Regions from separate parts of the Homo sapiens genome. Here region 1 is linked to region 2. A link is an interaction called in ENCODE POLR2A ChIA-PET data of the cell type or tissue named here. Cell type or tissue: Panc1. All regions are shown on one strand.

The links. Peaks named below come from ENCODE experiments on the same cell type or tissue, not always from the same donor. Only the 100,000 strongest peaks of a DNase experiment are listed, where the experiment ranks them.
Region 1: POLR2A ChIA-PET joins it to region 2 with 10 read pairs; 1 of 35 experiments calls an interaction of 5 or more read pairs at or near these places.

The regions. Positions count from the first base shown.
Region 1 is chr22:29,699,518-29,704,517 of GRCh38, reverse strand. No RefSeq gene overlaps it. Among named protein-coding and RNA genes, the nearest start is that of CABP7-DT, 18 kb to the left of the region's middle. In Panc1, no CTCF peak of the experiment used is centred here; a DNase peak (open chromatin) is centred at 3,084; H3K27ac peaks cover 675 bases.
Region 2 is chr22:30,242,249-30,247,248 of GRCh38, reverse strand. It overlaps LIF (LIF interleukin 6 family cytokine), which reads left to right and starts at 490. Exons shown (of 3, transcript NM_002309.5): 1 at 490-572; 2 at 2,316-2,494; 3 at 3,188-5,000. The coding sequence starts at 554. The coding sequence ends at 3,598. It overlaps LIF-AS2 (LIF antisense RNA 2), which reads right to left and starts at 1,039. Exons shown (of 1, transcript NR_148946.1): 1 at 256-1,039. RefSeq lists enhancers at 2,040-2,540, 4,945-5,000. In Panc1, no CTCF peak of the experiment used is centred here; no DNase peak of the experiment used is centred here; H3K4me3 peaks cover 1,983 bases; H3K27ac peaks cover 5,000 bases.

The sequences.
Region 1 (5,000 bases), 540 kb after region 2:
TGCCCCAGCTCCCCACCCCCATCTGCCCTGCACCTTTCTCCCCTTCGCCATCTCATGGGATGGTCAGGAGGTGGGGGTTGAGGGGAGGGTGGTGGGGTGGTCAGGAGGTGGTGGGGGAGGGGAGGGGAGGGTGGCGGGGTGGTCAGGAGGTGGTGGGGGAGGGGAGGGGAGGGTGGCGGGGTGGTCAGGAGGTGGGGGGAGGGGAGGGGAGGGTGGCGGGGTGGTCAGGAGGTGGGAGGGGAGGGGAGGGGGGCGAGGTGGTTAGGAGGTGGGAGGGGAGGGGAGGGGAGGGTGGCGGGGTGGTCAGGAGTTCGGGGGTGAGGGGTCCTGGGGAGGCATTCACTCTTCATGTTCCCTCCCCTGCCTTAAACTTCTCTCTTTCTAGAACCTTGATCTTGATCTCCAGGTCTGAGGCCTGAAAACCAAGGTTTGCCCAACCCACCCCCATCCTAGACTCAGCATTTCCCAGGCACTCTCGAGCATCCTAAATTGCATCCATGTGCTCCAGCCTGGACAGGACCGAAGGTGGCTAATACCAGTCCTGTCACCGGAGGGTCAGAAGCAGCACGCTTGGGGCAGACACACAGCAGCCACCAAGTCAGGCTCCCCTGTAACGCTGGGGGAGAGACCTCACGGGGCCCCTGAGCCCAGTGGAGGTCATCCTTGAGTATCCACAGCTCTTGGCCCCCTGGTGTCCCCCTCCCCATACCTTCCCTGCCCTGAGGAGCTCCTGAGGGTGGGGTGTTTCCCTGAGCCCTGCCTTGCAGGGTTCTCCACCCTACACACAGCATGCACTGGACACAGCAGGGAGGGGACTCTGGACTGGGGCTGGGAGCTGCCCCCACCACCTTCTGAGGGGAAGAATCTGCCCCAGCTGGGAGCTGCTCTCCCAACTTGGCATTTCCAGGGGCCCTTCCTACGTGATGTGGGGAGCCCTGGCATCCCCAGCCGCTCTCCCCCTTCCATGGGAAAAGAGGAGGGAGGAGAGGAAAGCCGTATTAATAAAAGAATAGGATACTGCACTAACCCCACAGCATGTGCGGCTCAGAATAGCAATGCGCCTTCTCAAGGCAAACAAAACTCCCCAGGTGTTAATGCAAATTCACTCCAGTTAAGATGAAAGAGGGTTGTTTCCCCCTTTGCTGGTTAATATGAAGGACTTAATAGATTCAGCCTCAGGAACTCAGGAACTCGGGCTGGGTGCGGAAGGCTGGCGAGTGAGGAGGGGGAAGGATGAAGGCGTGGGCAAAGAAGGGAGGTCCCATGGGTTTCGGGGCAGAGCAACTGTCACAGCAGGCCCGGCCGACGCTGCGGCTCCTGCCACCCCCCTCTGCCACCCGGGCTGACAGGCGCTGGGCCTGGTTGCTCAAGAGGAAAACCCAGAGTGGCCATGCCAATCCCCGCCCTGGCGCCTGCTGCCTTTCACTTGAGCTCGGGGGCTGGCAGCATGGTGGCCCCTCCCGAATTTGTGCCAGAGGATAGTGGGTCCAAGAGAAAGGAGGGATGTGGTGGGAGCTCTAACACAGGCCCCAGGCTGGGGTCCCTGCAGGGCACCTGGTTCCACTCCGGCTCCCGGCCATGGCTGTAGCCATAGCCACTCCTGCGGTATCCTGGGCCAGTCACTCCCATTTTGGCTCCTTGGAAGGTGAAGCTGGCTTGACATGGCCTTGGAGGACCTCGGGGGACCAGTCTGTGGAGTTGGAACCTAAGGGGGCCTCGAGTTCTGCTGGTCCAAACCTGACCTTCTATAGCCAAGGCATGGAAGCCCAGAGAGTGGAAGGGACTTACTCAAGGCCACACAGCAACAGGCGGAGAGCTGCAGGGGATCAGAGCCCACAGCCAGCTGGCCTGAAGCGCAGGCTGGACCATTGAGCTGCCTTCTGCTGGGACAGACAGGGCCCTGTCCTCCCAGAGTGGAGCTCCTCTCCAGCCCCGGGCTCCAGGCTAATCTGCTCATCCCAGAGCACTTGACTTTCTCAGATATATTCCCTGGGAATTATCCTCTGCTGAAAATCCCCAGGGCCCAAGGAGGGCCCCTGCTGGGGAGGATGGAGACACCATGCGCAGCTTGCCACAGCAGGGGTGTGCCAGGGTTCCTGGGGAGGCGCTGCCTGGCTCAGCTGGGGATAAAGGGAGACTTCAGAGATCCGGGGAGGGCCGGCCTGAGGCTGGGCTGTCCCTGTCGGTCCACTCCACTCCTCCAAATTTAACTCCTCTCTCTCTCTCTCAGGGTAAATGGCACAGCAGGTGCCTGCCTGGGACACCTCAGCAGCCTTCTTTGCTTTGTTTACCGACTTAATTCCTTCAGATCAAAGGCTGCCCCTTCCTCCCTGAGCAGGCAGATGGGGAATGACATTATTTATATCAGAAATGGGCAAGGCTCCATGGGACTTCTTCCTTATGCCTGATAAGAGAAAATTAGGTCACTCCCGTGCCTCCCTGGCGTCTGCAGTTGGGTTTTTACAGCCCAGGTACTCACAGGCTCAGGGAAGAGCTCATGTGCACAGTGTGGCCCACCTGGTTCTCTCCCACCCTGAGCCTCCAGTCAATTATTGACCTGAGCAGCCAGTATTAATGGGACAAAATGAGAACATCCTTCGCAGGCAGCTCCAGCCCGGAGTTATCTATCATTTCCCGGGCTTTGCAGCTGGCACTGGGCAAACATGGGCTTGGACAAACAGACCAGCTGCAGGCTCATTAAGCTCAGGGTGCAGGTGGAGGGGATGGAGGCCACAGGGGAGCCGTGAGTGGGCCTGATCCCTCTGAGCTGTGACATCCCCTGAGTCACTATGGCTCTTTCCTTTGCTTCCTCTTGCCCTCTGCCCCCAAAAGAAGTATCAGAAAAAAAGCCACCGTGTACCAAGTGGTGACTCACATCTAGGCAAGGTGCTTAGAGCTTTCTGGGCATTCGTAATCCCCACAAAACCCTATAAAATTCCCATTTTACAGGTGAAGAAAACTGCAGTGCCCAATAGACTGGACAATTTACGTAGGCTCACATGGCTGGTCAGTGGCCTAGCAGGAACGCAGGTTTGTCTGTGTTCTGAGGCAGGGAGGGCTCTTAGCCTCTCAGCTGTGCCGTTTCCCCAGCTCCCCCTGCAGCTAATGGTAGAGATTTCACCTTTCTTCAGGCCAGCTGCGTCTATTACTTGTAAGTTACGGTAACACTGCGACAGGTCCACACCCCTTTTCTTAGAAACCTGAGTGCATTTTGTTCCTGTTTTTCACGTTATCCTGACAACATCCCCCGGGTACCCAGAGGCCTCACTGTCAACTGTCTTCACAGGGGGTGGAAGGTCTGGCCCTTGTGGGGAAGGAAGAGCCAGGTGCCCTCCACCTCTCTGCCCTGGGCAAGTGTGGCTTAGGGGAGGGGCGAGATGCCTCTGGCTGCTCCCACTGCGGAGCCCTTCAAGAGAAGTCTTGATTTCAGCTCAGAGGCAAAATGCCAGGTGCTATTCTGGGGCCAAGTTGGTGAGAAATGGGCATCAAGTGGAAACCAGGAGAGGACACGGCGGGGGTTCCTCTCCGAGTCAGCTCGAGTCCTTGCTGGGCAGATTAACGGCCCTGTAATTTTCCCCAGGTGCTCCCATCACGGCGCAGAGGTCCAGAGCCATCTCTCTGGAAGCGAGCTGCGGTCTCCCTACCGGAGCTGGGGCTGTGGCTAGGATCCTGCCATAATGCAGTAATGACAGGCTGCCAGGGAGCCCCACACGGCCTGGCAGGGGAGGGGGAGAGGAGCCCTTGGCCTCCCTCTCTCTGCTGGAGATGACGCTGCCTGGGCTGTCTGAAAGGGAGACGGAGAACATGCGGGTGCCCGACTTTCTCTTCCCCAGACGGCTAAGAAATTGGACTAGATACAGTCACAGCAGTCTTCTCGCCAATACCTTTCCCCCCAGAGTTTCACTGCCAACTCTTCATTATATGTGGGTGGCTCCTTATCCTCTCTGCCACACGAAGGCTTCTGGGGTAGGCAGCCCTGGGGAACAGCTGTCAGGAACTCCCCACTCAGGCGAGGACCAAAGGCAAAGAATGAAGTGCTAGCAGGGAGGCCAGAATGAGCCACTTGGGGCTCCGATGGGACTGGCGGCAAATGCCACAGTGAAGCACTGAGGTCTGGCCCCCCCGCTTTGCATTTACAGCAGGGTCACTACAGACTAGAAAAAACAGCAAAGAATTCAACTGATCTCCTCGATACCAAAATACCATTAGAATCAGTCATTGGAACTCTGGTATTAGTAATTCTAACTCTACTTAGCGGGGACCTCTGACCTCAGGTCCCATTTACTATTTTGGTGGGGGTGGGGGGGCGTCGGGTTGTCTTTAATAGAAAGGTTAGGTAAAAATATTGCCTGGACGGCTTTAAATGACCAATATTTTTCAAAGTGCTTTCTTTGGCTTAGACTACGGAGGAAATCAAACTGCTTCCAATTACTAAAAATAACAATCTACATTTGCAAAATGAGTTTATATTATTCATCTAATAAAAAGTCTAATTAGTTACCTTTTTTTTTTGAGATGGTCTCACTCTGTCACTTTTTTTTTTTTTTGAGACAGTCTCGCTGTTACCCAGGCTGGAGGGTAGTGGCATGATCTTGACTCACTACAGCCTCACACTCCCAGGTTTAAGTGATCTTCCCACCTCAGCCTCCCAAAAAGCTGGGCCTATAGGTGCAGCCACACCTGGCTAATTTTTAAATTTTTTTGTAGACACGGGGTCTCTCTATGTGGCCCAGGTTGACCAATTCTATATATTCAAAGCTAACAACAAATTGTTAAAACTTTTCATATTCTTGCCGGACACGGTGGCTCACGCCTGTAATCCCAGCACTTTGGGAGGCCGAGGCGGGCAGATTGCTTGAGGTCAGGAGTTCGAGACCAGCCTGGCCAACATGGTGAAACCCCGTCTCTACTAAAAATACAAAAAAATTAGCTTGGCATGGTGGCAGGTGCCTGTAATCCCAGCTACTCAGGACGCTGAGGCAGCAGAATCACTTGAACCG
Region 2 (5,000 bases):
GGAGCCTCCTTCTCAGCCAAGCCCTAGCCCTCCTCCTCCCACTGCCCCCCTAAAGCCCCCCAACCAGGGGGCACAGGGGCCAGTCTCCATCTGCTAGTCCAGACTCGCTACCTCCCCAAACCCAGGTGAGTCAGGGCCGTCTGGGGCGCCCACTGCTGGGACCCCTGCTGACTCGGCCAGGGGCCCCCTCCTGGCGATGCCCATCTTCAGACAACTCCCGGGACAAGCCAGGCAGGAAAACCACAGGGCGTTTTGTCGAAGGCTTCATTATAATTTTATCAATCAAATTCTTAGAAGAGGGAAAAAGTCTGTTCTCCCCACCCTCCCCCCTCACTCGTCCCCCCCCTTCACTCTCACTTTCTTCCATTCATAATTTCCTATGATGCACCTCAAACAACTTCCTGGACTGGGGATCCCGGCTAAATATAGCTGTTTCTGTCTTACAACACAGGCTCCAGTATATAAATCAGGCAAATTCCCCATTTGAGCATGAACCTCTGAAAACTGCCGGCATCTGAGGTTTCCTCCAAGGCCCTCTGAAGTGCAGCCCATAATGAAGGTCTTGGCGGCAGGTAAATACACCCGCCCCGCGCCGGCTTCGCGTCCCCGCTGCGGGGCGCGGCGGCAACTTGGGGCGCTTGGCAGCGCGAGCCGGACGCCCACCCGCCGCAGACACACGAACACTTGGGGCGCCCGCGCAGCCACCGGAGGCGCTGGGTGGCGGCCCGGAGCGAGCGCGGGCACATGGTCCCAAGCACCGCACGCCCCGCGGCAGGTTGGCGGCGAGGGAGGGGGCGCCGAGCCTTCCTCCTCCTCCTCTTCTTCCCCCTCTCCTTCTCCTCCTCCTCCTCCTCGCTCCGGACACTCGCTGGCTGCTCTTCCCTCTGCGCTTTCTCCCAGATTCACTCTCCCTCTCTCTTTTTCTTTTCTTTCTTTCTTTCCGCTTTCTCCTTTCCAACCGCGGTCCCGGGCTGCTCCCAGGGAGGGGCGCGGGCGGCGAGCAGCTTGCAAACTCCGGCCTGGGACGGGAGCAGGTGCCGCCTCCATCTGCTGGTGTCTGGAAGCGTGTGGTCTGCGCTAGGTGAGATATAGGGGTGTGGCCCCCCTCCCGCAGCCACCCCGGGGCCTCAGCACTGCCTTGGGATGCTGGGACGAACAGGGGACCCAGGAGAAGTGAACTTGAGGAGGCCCCTGTCCCCGCTGTTCCAGCATGGGGGATCCGGGGGAGGTCTCCAGCCTCACTCGCCCGCTGACCCCGGCCCCCACCATCTTCAGGTGCCCTTCTGCAGAGCCCTGGAAAAGCGTCTAAGGGGGCCTGGGGGGAGTCGGGAGAACAGGCCCCCCTGGGGGAGGGGCAAACCAGGACATGTCGGGACAGCTCCCAGCTCTCCTGTCACCTTTCACTTTCCTTCCTCCCCGCCCACCCGACTGCCTATGACCTTTTGCCTTTTCTCTCTCCTGGTGCACCATTTCCTCTCCCTCCCTGAGCCGGTGTGTGTGTGTTAGGAGGGAGGGGAACCCCTGGGACAAGGGACAGCGGATGAGTCGGGAGAAGGCATGGAGTCAGGGGCTGTCCGGAGCTGGGGGAACAGAGAGTTTTGAATGATGATTTGGGGATGGAGAGTGGGGACAGCCAGGCAGAAATGGGGTGAGCTTGAGTGAGATAGGGGACACTAGGGAAGGAAGAGATAGAGGATGATGGGGGCGGGGGCAGAATTGGGGGCAATTGGCCCAGGGAGCCAGAATCAAGTGGCAGGTTTGGGAGGGAGATGAGGGTCAACCGAGGACTCCTCCCCACTCCCCCATGCCCCGTGGCCCCCATGGGTGCCTGGCTTCGGAGATTTGGGCTGCAATGGGCCAGTGAGTGGGAAGCGCTGCTGAGGAACCTGGGCCACCACGGGAGGTGGGAAGAGAGGGGTCTCCTTTCTCCTGGTGCCTGCTGGGCCTGGGGCCTGGTGCCTTCCAGCCAGAGGGCCAGGGGGCCTTAGGACCTTTGCCTTCCTGAGGGAAAGGGTGGGATGGCTGGGAGTCTCTCCTGGACCCTGCACCCTTTGGGTGGAAATGGCTTGTGTCTTGCCCTCATCTTTACGTCATCCCAGAAGAGAGCAGGGAGAACTAAGGTAGAGAAAGGGAGACAGAGAAACACACGCAGTGACAGAGTGAAGACTAGGCCCCAGGAAGACAGCTGCAGGTGGTGAGGGGGAACCAGGAGTCCTCTCCCATGCGGCCATTGTTGGACCCCCATCCGGTGTGCCATGACCCCAGGCCACCCTTTCCTGCCTTTCTACTCATGGCTTCTTCCTGACTGTCCCCAGGAGTTGTGCCCCTGCTGTTGGTTCTGCACTGGAAACATGGGGCGGGGAGCCCCCTCCCCATCACCCCTGTCAACGCCACCTGTGCCATACGCCACCCATGTCACAACAACCTCATGAACCAGATCAGGAGCCAACTGGCACAGCTCAATGGCAGTGCCAATGCCCTCTTTATTCTCTATGTAAGTTACCCCTGGGATACTGACAGGAGATGGCAGGGAGGGGGCTTGTAAATATCATTAGGGGCTGTCCTGATCTGGGTTGAGGGGACCTTTTGGGGCTGGAAGGAGAGAATGGGGAGAGGGCTTGATTAAACCACCCCCAGACTCCCGCCACTTCCTGCCCAAGCTTCCCCAGGGAAGCTTCCCCAGGGTGCCCAGTTAGCAAGGGGAGAACTGAGTGCAAAGGTGGGGACCTGGCACTTCTTATCTTGTGATTGTCCTGCTGCAGGGAGCGAGGGATGGAGGGGAAATGGGCGTGAGGCACCAGGGAGATGCGGTTGAGAGGCAGTGGGCTGTGGGTGCTGGGCATGGAGGGGCGTCCCGGAACATTGTGAGTGCAGGGATGGAAGTACTTGTGTGTGGTGCCCCAGCTAGGGCTAGACACCGAGTTTTCCCTTCTGTCCCCTTAGGGTGGTGATGATGATGATGATGATAATGATGACTGCGTGCATGGCTCAGTCTTTGATCTTTAGCAAGGGCACTCACATTACAATTAGTTTTGGCTCTCATGACAATTCCAGATGCTTACAGGGCAAGGAGTTGGGTCCTCATGCGCTAGATGGGGAAACAGACGCAAGAGCTTGCCCAAAGGGTTGGCGGCAGGGCTGGGACACTGACCCCTGACTCCCACGTCACCTCCCTTCTGCCCCTCAGTACACAGCCCAGGGGGAGCCGTTCCCCAACAACCTGGACAAGCTATGTGGCCCCAACGTGACGGACTTCCCGCCCTTCCACGCCAACGGCACGGAGAAGGCCAAGCTGGTGGAGCTGTACCGCATAGTCGTGTACCTTGGCACCTCCCTGGGCAACATCACCCGGGACCAGAAGATCCTCAACCCCAGTGCCCTCAGCCTCCACAGCAAGCTCAACGCCACCGCCGACATCCTGCGAGGCCTCCTTAGCAACGTGCTGTGCCGCCTGTGCAGCAAGTACCACGTGGGCCATGTGGACGTGACCTACGGCCCTGACACCTCGGGTAAGGATGTCTTCCAGAAGAAGAAGCTGGGCTGTCAACTCCTGGGGAAGTATAAGCAGATCATCGCCGTGTTGGCCCAGGCCTTCTAGCAGGAGGTCTTGAAGTGTGCTGTGAACCGAGGGATCTCAGGAGTTGGGTCCAGATGTGGGGGCCTGTCCAAGGGTGGCTGGGGCCCAGGGCATCGCTAAACCCAAATGGGGGCTGCTGGCAGACCCCGAGGGTGCCTGGCCAGTCCACTCCACTCTGGGCTGGGCTGTGATGAAGCTGAGCAGAGTGGAAACTTCCATAGGGAGGGAGCTAGAAGAAGGTGCCCCTTCCTCTGGGAGATTGTGGACTGGGGAGCGTGGGCTGGACTTCTGCCTCTACTTGTCCCTTTGGCCCCTTGCTCACTTTGTGCAGTGAACAAACTACACAAGTCATCTACAAGAGCCCTGACCACAGGGTGAGACAGCAGGGCCCAGGGGAGTGGACCAGCCCCCAGCAAATTATCACCATCTGTGCCTTTGCTGCCCCTTAGGTTGGGACTTAGGTGGGCCAGAGGGGCTAGGATCCCAAAGGACTCCTTGTCCCCTAGAAGTTTGATGAGTGGAAGATAGAGAGGGGCCTCTGGGATGGAAGGCTGTCTTCTTTTGAGGATGATCAGAGAACTTGGGCATAGGAACAATCTGGCAGAAGTTTCCAGAAGGAGGTCACTTGGCATTCAGGCTCTTGGGGAGGCAGAGAAGCCACCTTCAGGCCTGGGAAGGAAGACACTGGGAGGAGGAGAGGCCTGGAAAGCTTTGGTAGGTTCTTCGTTCTCTTCCCCGTGATCTTCCCTGCAGCCTGGGATGGCCAGGGTCTGATGGCTGGACCTGCAGCAGGGGTTTGTGGAGGTGGGTAGGGCAGGGGCAGGTTGCTAAGTCAGGTGCAGAGGTTCTGAGGGACCCAGGCTCTTCCTCTGGGTAAAGGTCTGTAAGAAGGGGCTGGGGTAGCTCAGAGTAGCAGCTCACATCTGAGGCCCTGGGAGGCCTTGTGAGGTCACACAGAGGTACTTGAGGGGGACTGGAGGCCGTCTCTGGTCCCCAGGGCAAGGGAACAGCAGAACTTAGGGTCAGGGTCTCAGGGAACCCTGAGCTCCAAGCGTGCTGTGCGTCTGACCTGGCATGATTTCTATTTATTATGATATCCTATTTATATTAACTTATTGGTGCTTTCAGTGGCCAAGTTAATTCCCCTTTCCCTGGTCCCTACTCAACAAAATATGATGATGGCTCCCGACACAAGCGCCAGGGCCAGGGCTTAGCAGGGCCTGGTCTGGAAGTCGACAATGTTACAAGTGGAATAAGCCTTACGGGTGAAGCTCAGAGAAGGGTCGGATCTGAGAGAATGGGGAGGCCTGAGTGGGAGTGGGGGGCCTTGCTCCACCCCCCCCCATCCCCTACTGTGACTTGCTTTAGGGTGTCAGGGTCCAGGCTGCAGGGGCTGGGCCAATTTGTGGAGAGGCCGGGTGCC